Linked DNA regions of Homo sapiens: region 1 is linked to region 2. A link is a contact called in ENCODE Hi-C data. All regions are on one chromosome and are shown on one strand. Each heading gives the region's core, a stretch centred on a gene start or an enhancer-like site at or near the end of the contact. The rest is flanking DNA. Distances are from core to core; before and after follow the strand shown. Region 1 overlaps MACROD2 (mono-ADP ribosylhydrolase 2). Region 2 overlaps MACROD2 (mono-ADP ribosylhydrolase 2).

Evidence for each region. Hi-C counts contacts between places; a loop is a spot of excess contacts on that map. Pooled maps may share reads with other maps.
Region 1: a loop to region 2 is called in a pooled map, with 7 times the contacts of the local background. The contact joins two enhancer-like sites. A Hi-C loop is called at or near these places in 3 of 37 single-sample maps with no recorded cell type and 2 of 50 pooled maps.

What each region holds. Positions count from the first base shown.
Region 1 is chr20:15,314,829-15,320,918 of GRCh38, forward strand. The region is part of intron 6 of MACROD2 (mono-ADP ribosylhydrolase 2); the gene reads left to right. Among named protein-coding and RNA genes, the nearest start is that of MACROD2-AS1, 390 kb to the left of the region's middle. Within about 2 kb of position 2,888, at least 2 of the 41 ENCODE cell types and tissues checked have a DNase peak (open chromatin) inside an H3K27ac peak, as active enhancers do.
Region 2 is chr20:14,949,503-14,955,129 of GRCh38, forward strand. The region is part of intron 5 of MACROD2 (mono-ADP ribosylhydrolase 2); the gene reads left to right. Among named protein-coding and RNA genes, the nearest start is that of MACROD2-AS1, 23 kb to the left of the region's middle. Within about 2 kb of position 2,134, at least 3 of the 41 ENCODE cell types and tissues checked have a DNase peak (open chromatin) inside an H3K27ac peak, as active enhancers do.

The DNA of each region.
Region 1 (6,090 bases), core at 1,638-4,137, 370 kb after region 2:
AAGTGTCTGTATATACTGGAGAGATTAAAAACCACATGCACACCCAGTGCAGGACACCTGTTAGAAATGACATGAGAAGACCTTGAGCTATCAACTCATGCTGATTGCTAGGCCAATGCAAGCAGGAAGTGAAGGTTAAGACAGAATTTTAAATAGCATGGCTAAGCAATCAAGGAGTGCCCTAACACAGAGCTAATTTCACCAGATGATTTCAATAAAAGATTCAAGTAGGTAGAAGAAAGAATCAGCAAACTGGAAGTGGGTCAATTAAAATGATCTCATTTGAAAATCAGAGAGAAATAAGAATGAAGAAAAGTGAACAGAGCCTAAAAAACCTGTAATATGTATGTATATGTAATACACTGACTTGTATATACACCTAAAGCATATTATCATGTGCATGATTGGAATTACAGAAAAATAGGAGAGAGAAAAAGAGGCAAAAGAATAGCCAAAGAAATAATGGCCAAAGCTCTCCATATTTGGTAAGATGTAAAAATCCACACATATAAGAAGCTCAATGAATCCCGAGAAGGATCGACACAAAGAGACTCACGGTGAGACACATTATAACCAAACTGTTAAACACTAGAAACAAAGAAACTCTGAAAAGCAACAAGGGAGCAGTGACTTGTGTCCAAGAGATGCTCAACAAGATTAAAAGCAGATTTCTCATTCCATGGAAGCCAGAGAGAGCAAAATGATATATTTAAAGTACTCAAATGAAAAGACAGAAACAACAACAATCAACCAAGAATTCTATATCTGACAAAATTATCCCTCAAAAATGGAGAAATTAAGACATTTACAGATGGACAAAATCTGAGGAAGTTAATAGTAGACCTGCCCTATAGGAAATGTTAAACAGAATTATTCAGGCTAAAATGACAGTAAGTTGAAGTCATATGTAGAAATAATGAACTCTGGTGAAGGTAAATGCATAGGTAAATGTAAAAGCCAGTATTATTTTATCTTTGGTTAATAACTCCTCTTTTGATTTCTTATATGATTTAAAAGGCAAATGCACAAAAAGTATAAATATATGGTTAATTGCCTCACAGTGCATAAAGATGTAATTTGTAACAATAACAACATAAAGCAGGCAAAAGCTGCATTTGGACACTCTTTTTATCTATTGAAGCTAAATTGATATCAATTCAAAATAGATTACTGTAAATTTAGGATGCTAATTATAATTCCCACAGTAACCACTGAGAAAATATCTTTAAAAAACACACAAAAAGAAATAAGGAAGAAGTAATAATGGCACACTAAAAAAAAAAAAAGTCAGTTAACCCCAAAAGAAAGCAATAATGAAGGAAATAAGGAACAAAAAAAGTATAACATATACAGAAAACAAATAGCAAAATGACAGAATTAAGAACTTCCTTATCAGTAATTATTTTAAATGCTCATGGATAAAATTTTCCCAAAGGCAGAAATGGTCAGACAGATAAAAACACGATTCCAGAGATTACTTTAGATCTAAAGATAAATGTGGGTTCAAAGCAAAAATATGGATAAAGATATTCCATGCAAGTAGTAACCAAAAGAAAGCCAGGGTGGCTCTACTAATATCAGGCAAAATGATCTTTTAGTCAAAAGCTATTAAAAGAGAGAAAGAAGGACATTAAATATTAATAAAAGAGTCTATTCTTTAAGAAGCCATAGCATTTATAAACATATAGGCAACAAACAACAGAGCCAAAAGATATGAAGCAAACACTGATGGACTTCAAGGGAGAAATAGATAGTTCTACAGTAACTATTAGAGATTTAAATATCCCACTTTCAGTAATGGATAGAACACTGAAATGGAGACCAAGAAGGACATAGAGAACTTGAATAGCACCATACACCAACTAGACCTGACAGAGATTTTGAACACTCCATTCCACAACAGCTGAATACACATTCTTCTCAATTTCTTCTGGGCCTGTTTCCAGAATAGACCATACGGTAGGCCACAAAAACAATTTTCAATTAATTTGAAAAGACTGAAATCATGTAAGTGATCTTCTCTGACCACAATGACATGAAGTTAGAAACCAATAACAACAACAACAAAAAATACTGGAAAGTCCACAAATATGTGAAAAATAAAATTAAATAACACACTCTTTAATACCAATAAACCAAAGAAGAAATCACTCTGGTAAATTGCAAAATTCCTAAACATGAATGAAAATAAAAACACACATACACAAACTTACAGGATGCAGAAAAAGCAGTGCTCAGAGGGTGACTTATAGCTGTAAATGCCAACATTAAAAATAAAGATCTCAAATCAATAATCCAATTTTGCACTTTAAGAAAGTAGAAAACAATAAGCAAACTAAGCCCAAGGCTTGTATTAAAAAAGGAAATAATAATTATTAGAGCAGAGATAAATGAAATAGAGGATAGAAAAACATCAGAGTAAACCTGGAGGACCTTGACTAATTCCCCTGACTAAACGAAAATGGTGATATTTCTATAGACCTACAACAAAAATATCATAAGAGAATATTCGAACTATTACAGAACAGAGATAAAATTGACAAGTCTCTAGAAACATACAATGTAGCAAAACTGACTCAAGAAGAAACATTAGTATTAGTGTTCTCCAGTGAAACAGAGCTAAGAAGATATCTATATCTCTGTCCATCCATCTAATCTATCTATCTATCTATCTATCTATCTATCTATCTATCTATCTGTCTATCTATCTCTATCAAGATATTTATTATAAAGAATTGGTTCACTTGATAATGGAGGCTGAAAAGATCCAAGATCTGGAGAACCAAAAAAGTTGAGAATATAAGTTCCAGTCCAATGGCTTTTTGAGTCTGGCAGGCTTCAGACTCAAAAACAACCAGTGTTTCAGTTTGAGTCTAAAGGCAGAAAAATAGCAATGTTTCAGCTAAAGGTAGTCAAGCAGAAGGGTTTCTTTTTATTTAGTTTTTTTTGTACTGTTGAGGTTTTCAGTTAACTGGTTGAAGCCCAAGCACATTAGGGAGGAAGGACAGTCTGCATTACTCAGTCTACTAATTCAAATGTTAATCTCATCCAGAGACACTGTTACAAAAACACCCAGAATGATGTTTGGCCAAATGTCTGGGACCAGTCAAGCTGATACATAAAATTAGCCATCAGAGATATAGTTAATAAAACTAAAAGTTAGATCCTTGAAAAGATCAACAAAATTGTCAAATCTTTAGCAAGACGAAGAAAAAAACAGAAGTTGCACTTAATTGAAATCAGAAGAAAACAGAAGTTGCACTTAACTGAAATCAGAAAAAAATAGAAGTTGCACTTAACTAAAATCAGAAATGAAAGTGGTGACATTTCTATAGACCTTCTACCACGAAAAGATCATAAGAGAATATTTGAACTATTGTATGCTAACAAATTACAAAACATGGATGAAATTGACAATTCTCTAGAAGCATACAAGGTAGCAAAACTGACTCATGAAGAAACAAAATTTGAACAGATTTATATAACAAGAAATTATATCAGTAATTAAACACTTCCCAACAAAGAAAAGCCTAAGACCAGATGGTTTTACTGGTGAATCTACTCAACATTTAAGCAATTAACAGCAATCCTTCTCAAACTTTTCCAAAAAATGGAAGAGGGAACATGTTCTAACTCATTCTATGTGGCCAGCTTATCCTGATACCAAAGCCAGACAAAGACATCACTAGAAATAAGAAAATTATGGACCAAAATCCCTTATGATTATAGATGAAGAAATCCTCAAGAAATACTAGCAAACTCAATTTAATAGCATATTAAAAGGATTATACATTATAACTAAATGGGATTTATCACAGAAATGCCAGAGTCATTCAATAAGATAACAGCAATCAATGTAATACACCATATTAATAGAACAAAGGAAAAAATAATTATCTTAACCAGTGCAGAAAAAGAATTTGACACAATCCAAAACCTTTCATGAGAAAAATACTCAAAAACTAGAAATGGGAGAAACTTTCTCAACATGTTAAAGGACATTTATGAAAACCTGATGATTAATACCATGGTCAATGGTGAAAGACTGAAACCTTTCTCTTTAAAATTAAGAACAAGACAAGGATGTTTGCTTTCAATATTGCTGTTCAACATTGTACTAAAAGTTCCAGACAGAGGATGTAGGCAAGAAAAAATAAGGAGCATTAAAATTGGAAAGGAAGAAGTAAAACTATTTCTAATGGCAGATAACATGATTCTCTATATTAAAAATTCCAAAAATCCACAAAAAGAGAAAACTGCTAGTGTTAGTAAACAAAGTCAGCAAAGTTGCAGGGCACAACATCAATACACACAAATCAGTTGCTTCTATATACCAGTAATTAACAAACTGAAAAGAAAATTAAGAATATACTTTTCTTTAGAATAAGAGCAAAGGAATAATATATGCAGGAATAAATTTAAATAATAAATGAATTGTACACTTAAAACAATAAAACATTGCTGAAAGTAATTCAAGAAGCTATAAATAAATGGAAGGCATCTAATGCTTATGAATTAGAAGACTTAAAATTGTTAAGATGGCAAAAATACCCAATGCTATGTATAGATTCTATGAAATCCCTCTCACAATTCCAATTGTCCTTTTTTGCAGAAATGAGAAAGTCACCTACTAGAATAGCATTAATCCAAAATCTGAAAATAGCAAGTGTTGGTGAAGATGTGGAGAAACTGGAACCTTTATGCAATGCTAATGGGAATGTAAAATGGTACAGCCTCCGTAGGAAACAGTTTGGCAGTTCCTTAAAAGGCTAAATATAGAATTACATCATCCCCTAGAATTTTCACTTCTAGGTAAATACCCCAAAGAGTGAACAACAGGAACTCAATCAATACATGTGCATTGAAGCACTACGCACAATAGCCAAACTGTGGAAATGCATGAATGGAGAAATTAATTGTGGTATACAATGGAATATTTTTTAGCCATAAAAAGGAATGAAATACTGAACATGCTATACTGTGGGTGAACCTCAAAAAAGTTATGCTAAGTGAATGAAGCCAGACACAATAGGTCCCATATTGTATAATCTCAATTATATGAAATATCTAGAATTGGTAAATCCATAGTTATAGAAATTAGTTTTTTCATTGCCAGGGGGCTGTAATCCCAGCACTTTGGGAGACCGAGGTGGGCGGATCACCTCAGGTCAGGAGTTCGAGACCAGCCTGGCCAACATGGTGAAACCCCATCTCTACTAAAAATAAATTGCTGAGCGTGGTGACTCATGCCTGTAATCCCAGCTAATCAGGAAGCTGAGGCAGGAGAATCGCTTGAACCCAAGAGGTGGAGGTTGCGGTGAGCCAAGATTTTGCCACTGCACTCCAGCCTGGCAACAGGGCAAGACTCCATCTCAAAAAAAACAAAACAAAACAAAAAACATTGTCAGGGGTTTAGAGGAGGGGGAAATAGCTAATGAAATTATTACTTATTGAGTAAGGAATTCCCTTTGGGGTGACAAAAATGTTTTGGAACTAGATAGATGTTCACATAGTTGCACACATTTTGAGTATACTAAACGCCATTGAATCCTTCACTCAAAATGGTTAATTCATGTTCTTGAATTTATCTGAATTGATACAAAAGTAAACACAATACATGTCTTCTTTACTTCAGCTTCTGTTTACCAGACTACTTGGTGAGAGGAAATAGATTCTTAGAGTCTGACAGACCTGGGTTCAAATTCCTCATTCATTCATTTTATCCATTTGATAAGTTAAGATATAAATATCACCACAACAAATTGTTGTAGGGATTAAATAAGATAAACAGGTGCATTAATGAAGGGTAAGTAATACTAGCTTCAATTGCTAGTGTTTCTTTCTAATGCAGCAGTCCATTGTGGGTATTCCTGAGTAGGGAAACATTATCTATGGTCATCAGGCACTTACTCCTTAGGTCCCTGTAGTATTCTTCTATCAACCAGCAAGCAGAGAAAGACATGGTAGATCTCTTATGGAAAGTTGTTATGAGATGGTACTGGATAATGGAATACATCACTTCTTTTCAAACTCCACTGATGGTAACTCAGTGTCATTGCCCTGCCTAGCCACAGCAGAGGCTGAGACATG
Region 2 (5,627 bases), core at 884-3,383:
ACATAGTTTATAATGTGATTTCAGGTCACTACTTGTTCCAATTGAAACATCAAGCTAACAGTTAATAAAAAGTAATGCAGACGCTTGTCCAATCTGATTGCCTGGTGAATTAGGCTCCTTTTGGAAAATATTCTCATACTCATGGAAGCAAACATGAACTGGCTCATTGACGCATTCATGGTTTTCTTTCCATATGTTTGAGTGCCTGCTATGTGACAAGCATTGTGCTTCAAAGATGTTTATATTTTAATTTTGCACTTTGGCACAAGACTGATATAATGGGCATCATTGTTGAGAGTGTCTGTCATTTGACCAGCACTTAATGTATCTTATCTCTAAGCTGTACATCAACCCTATTATATTTTTATTATTATTTCCACTTCATCTTTGTTTAACTGAAGCTCAAAGAAACCAAAAAACTTGATGAACATCACCGAGTTAGTCTGTGGTCAAGTTGTGATTTCAGCTCAAGTGCATGTCAGGGCAAATACAATATTTTTTTTAGACTATGTGTGCACTTATTGTCCCTTCTTGACCATCTCTAGGGTTGTCTATGCTGTCACCTCAGCTGATCACTTGGCAGTAAGAGACATACTGGCTGCTAGTGTTTTAACTTCTGAAAAATCTAATTCTTGAAAACGTGGGGCCAGGTTGAAGAGACAGGGTCTGATTAAGGCAGATGGCTTCTAGGATGTGTGCCATACTGGCTGAGTTATATCATTCTAGGCTACTAGAATGGTTCATCCTGGGGTTTTCAGACTCATGCTGTCTTGCAGACACTGGTTGTTCATTAGGGACCACATTATACATCTCAGGTTCAAGAGAGATGACTCTTCCACAGATCTCTTCTATTGTGGGACGTGGAAGTCTTGCCTGGGTCTAAGGGAATGACCAAATTAGAATAGCAGGATTGAGAAGAAACAATTAAATCTATGGTGTCATGGGACTTGGCAGGACGTAAACATAGGAATTCTAGAATATTTTATCAAAGTAAGAATAACCTCTGTAAGGACAAGGACCTGGTCTCACCAATGAACCGGCAAGAACTAGAGACATAGGCAAGCCCACATTAGGTATTATTTTGTTTTGTTAGGTTTGTTGCTTCAGAGGGAGATTCAAGCTTGGTGCACAGAAACTTCAGGGAAATAATATCCTAGTTTCAAGCTTATTCCTGGACTGCATCTTGGACTTCAGGGTCTCCATTGAAGAGAATACATGAAACTTTGGGAGAGTAGGCCTCTGACATTCTTAGAGTTATTTCCTGGGCCTCTGAGATGTTGCAGGGCTTGTTTTAGGGAGAATGTTTTAGTGAAAAGACTTGAGGTCAGGATGACCTGCTGTGACAATCTTCAAACTTAGGAGTCGTTAAAAGGCTTCTTTGTTGCTTGGTTGGTTGAGGACTTACTGGCCTATGGGATCTGGCTTTTTATGCAAAATCACTAGGGAATTGCAAATTTAGAATTAGAAGGGGGAGATACTTCAAGTGTATCTTCTTTCAGTACTGAGCTTAATATGTAGAGAACCAAGGCAGCCCACTCACTACCAACAAACATCAGATTTCTCTCTTGCCTCAGTCAGTCAGTTGGGAATGAGTCTTGAGGAAATGGATTGGGGGATTGAGGGTTAGAGCCATGGTTTACTGCAGTGGTGTGTAGTGTTCATGAATAGGCCAGCCCTGAATGTATGGTTTCTGTTTAGAAGTTTGTGAGTAGGTATCAGATCCCCATACATAACACTAGTGAAGCTGAGGAACAAAAAATCCAGTTCTTACAGAACTGGGGTATCAAGTAGGTAACTGGCCATGGATGTAAATGCAGGAAGCTGGTTATGAGTAAGCCAAGTACACAGCAAGACTTGTGTTTTACTCAAGCATGGTGACTAGATCCCATCTCAAGCACCTCCTTTGATCAATGAGTAATGGCTTCTCAGAGCACTCTATTGAGAAGTATTCTGAGGCTCCGTATCAGCTAAGTGAGAAAGGATGCTGTGCTTGATTAATAATGTCTGTCATAGTCATGAAGTAAGAGAGGAGTGGTGGCACCTGTACCACATATTTGTTATCCCTATTAAGCTTTGGAGGCACTGCTGTAGGACTCCGAGGGCATCACTGGCCCCAGAGACTGGACAAAATGAACCCAGATAATGTGAATAAAGTAACCCAGCAACCCACTTCTCCGTTGCAGCTGTTTCAAACTATTCCTGTATTTTTCAAGCTCATGAAACTCTGACAATCCTCCATGCTTAAAAGATAACCCCTTTGGCTTTCCTGAAAGGAAGGAAGCCATGTGTCATGAGTTACCCTGTGTCCCTGCCTCCATCACTCAGTGTCTCTTATCTTCCCCCATCTTTCCTCCCGTGTTTTTCCATGACAGAGGATAAAGTGTCCTCCCTCCCCTTCAGGGCAGCTTCTCCATTTTTTTTTTTTTTTTCCAGAGCTTATTACTCATCACTTAAAATAGCTGTTGTGGGGAAATAAGGTTTGCTTGGAAATGCATTCCTGATCCCAAGAGGCCTCTCCCATACCATCCTGCCCTCCCCTGTGACTGTAACTTACCAGTGGGCATGATTTTCACAAATTACTATTTTTCTTTGTTTCAAGTTAATTTTGCTCTGTCATCAAGCTATCAGATTACAGCTCTAATTCTAACTAATTGTGCATGGAATTTGCATGATTTTGTAAAATACAGACAAAGGAAAGTGGAAATTCGGCTTCCTGGTTCCCACCCCTTGCTGAGCATGTCTCACATAGGCCTGATGCTGTTTAATTACATGAGTTGGAGTTCATGGTCAAGTGTAAAGAATGTGGGTATAATGTTGCCATCTAATAGTTCAAAGGAAATACAGCTTAGATCTGTTATTAAAATTGTGTTCTGATGTATTTGAAGTGTTAACATCTATGCTGAGAACGAGGTCTTGAATATTATATTTTCAGTTTATATTTGAAGTTGAGATTTTGGATTGTGTTTACGTTTTCTGAACTTGCTTTCTTCCTTAGTTGACCTTATGCAGGGAACAACTTATTAATATTTAAGTACTAATCCCAGTACTGCCTTCCATCAAAAGCAACCCACATATCTCATTAGCAACTCACATTAGTATTGATTAAAAAATTTTCTTGCTTACTTTTATAATCTTTATTTAGCTGAGTTGTACAGTATTTGTGATATTTCTATCATCATATATCATCAGTGGAAATATATTTTTTTCATATTTTATATGTATACATGCATTAGTTTTTATACTGTAAGTTGCTCACCTGAAAGTGGTTTTTAAAAATCATAAGTATTCACAAAGAGGGAAGTAAAAGGTTCAATATCTAAAATCATCCTTTTTAAAGGAACATGACATTCTCCTAAAACAATAGAAAGTATACTCATTGCATATTTCTTTAAGACAGGGAAAAGGAAACAGTTCTGTTTTTTAAAGATGTGGAGAGAGACAGGGAGCAAGAAAGAACAGAGCCAAAAACTACTTCTATTTTTAAGAAAAGAGGGAGAAATTGAATATGCTTTTTACAAGGAGAAGACACAGTATACAGTGGTATGTGTCAGACTTTCAGTAAAAGCAAGCTTCTTTACTCATATCTAATAAATAATAGACCAGAAAAAAAAGGGCCTGGTCATCTTATTTTATAATGAAATGATAAAATGCAGATAAACTGAACCTCTGAGTCAAAAATGTATTGGGTTCAAAGGCCATTTTTAGGATAGCTTTGACCTTTCCATAAAGTGTGAAAGGTTCCTGTCTCCCATAAAGTTGTGACCTTAAAGAGCAAGATGTATTCATTGTGTTTTTAATTTTTTATTTATTTATTTATGTTTGAGACAGGAGTCTCTCTCTGTCGCCCAGGTTGGAGTGCAGTGGTGTGATCTCGGCTCACTGCAAACTCCGCCTCCTGGGTTCACGCCATTCTCCTGTCTCAGCCTACCGAGTAGCTGGGACTACAGGCGCCTGCCACCACGCCCAGCTAATTTTTTGTATTTTTGGTAGAGATGGGGTTTCACGTGTTAGCCAGGATGGTCTCGATCTCCTGACCTCATGGTCCGCCCACCTCGGCCTCCCAAAGTTCAGGGATTACAGGCGTAAGCCACCGTGCCCGGCCTCATTGTTTAAAAAAGTTATAAAAGAAATAGAGAGTGCTCTGACCCATCAGATGTGTAGTTGTGGTGTCTGTCACACAGAATTCTGTCAAGAAAATAGCTAGCGAGTCTTGAACATAAGGCATTCTGAGGCCAACATCCCCTTTTGATTTCTAAAGGACTTATTGTTACTTCTGGTTTTACAAATTGCAAATTAGGGTCTTAAAAATTTTAGTATTTGATGTTAGTTCACTGAACTCTCTTGTCAGCCAATTCATAAGGAGAATTTACTGCCTACCATGTATCTGACAATGAAATGGAGAACCGGTAGAAACAGCCCTTAGTCTCAGTGTTGAGATGAGTGAGTGTTCATTTAGAATGCATTTCACCAGTACTTCTTCAGTTTGATTGTTAACCCATTTGGTTTCTAAGTCTTAGGAGATATGCAAATGCTGAAGTCCTCAATGTTCTAATGCGGTAAATAGATTTTTTTTTCTTTGTTGTTATGTGAGACACCTTAAGTATAGATTGGTGTTAAAACAAGTTTATAATAATGCTATTGATGTGTAAAAACAAGCTTTCTAAATGAAAATCAATACCTGGGACAGCTTATAAACTATTCTTCATAATCCCTTTGGGTGGAATTCACAGAGTGGTTGTTTCTTTTTGGTTTAAATGCTAAATCTGGCCATCTTTGGTTATCAAATGGAATTTGATGATCCAAAATGTATTTACCACATTTGTTGGATCTACTTATGAATCTTTGGAAAAACTAATTGTAGTAAAATGGGAAAAGGCTGGGACTTGTCATCTGGGTGAACCTGAACACGGTAAAACCTCCCTGTAGAAAACCTAATATTTGTAATCTGTAAAATGGAATTGAAATTATATATATATTTAAATATATAAATTATATATAATTATTATTATATAATTAATATTATATAATTATATATAATATAAATTATAAATAAATTATAAATATATAAATGTATAAATTATAAATTATATATAATAATTATATAGTTATTATATATAATTTATATAAATACAAATATATAATATATATAATTTAGGTAAATATACATATAATATATTTATATTTATATAAAATTATAAATAAATTATAAATATATAAATGTATAAATATATAAATTATAAATTATAAATATATAAATAAATTTTATATAACATAAATTATAAATATATAAATATATAAATAAATTTTATATAATATAAATTATAAATATATTATATATAATTTATATTATATGTAATTAAATATATTATATAATTATTTAATTATATATTATATATAATTTATATTTTATATAATTAAATATATTATATATTTAATTATATAAGTATATTATATATAATTTATATTTTATATAATTAAATATATTAAATATATTATATATTTATATTTATATTATATATTATATATTTATATTATATATAATTTATATTATATATAATTAAATATATTAAATATTTAATGTATTAAATATATTAAATATAATTTATATTATATATAACTTATATATT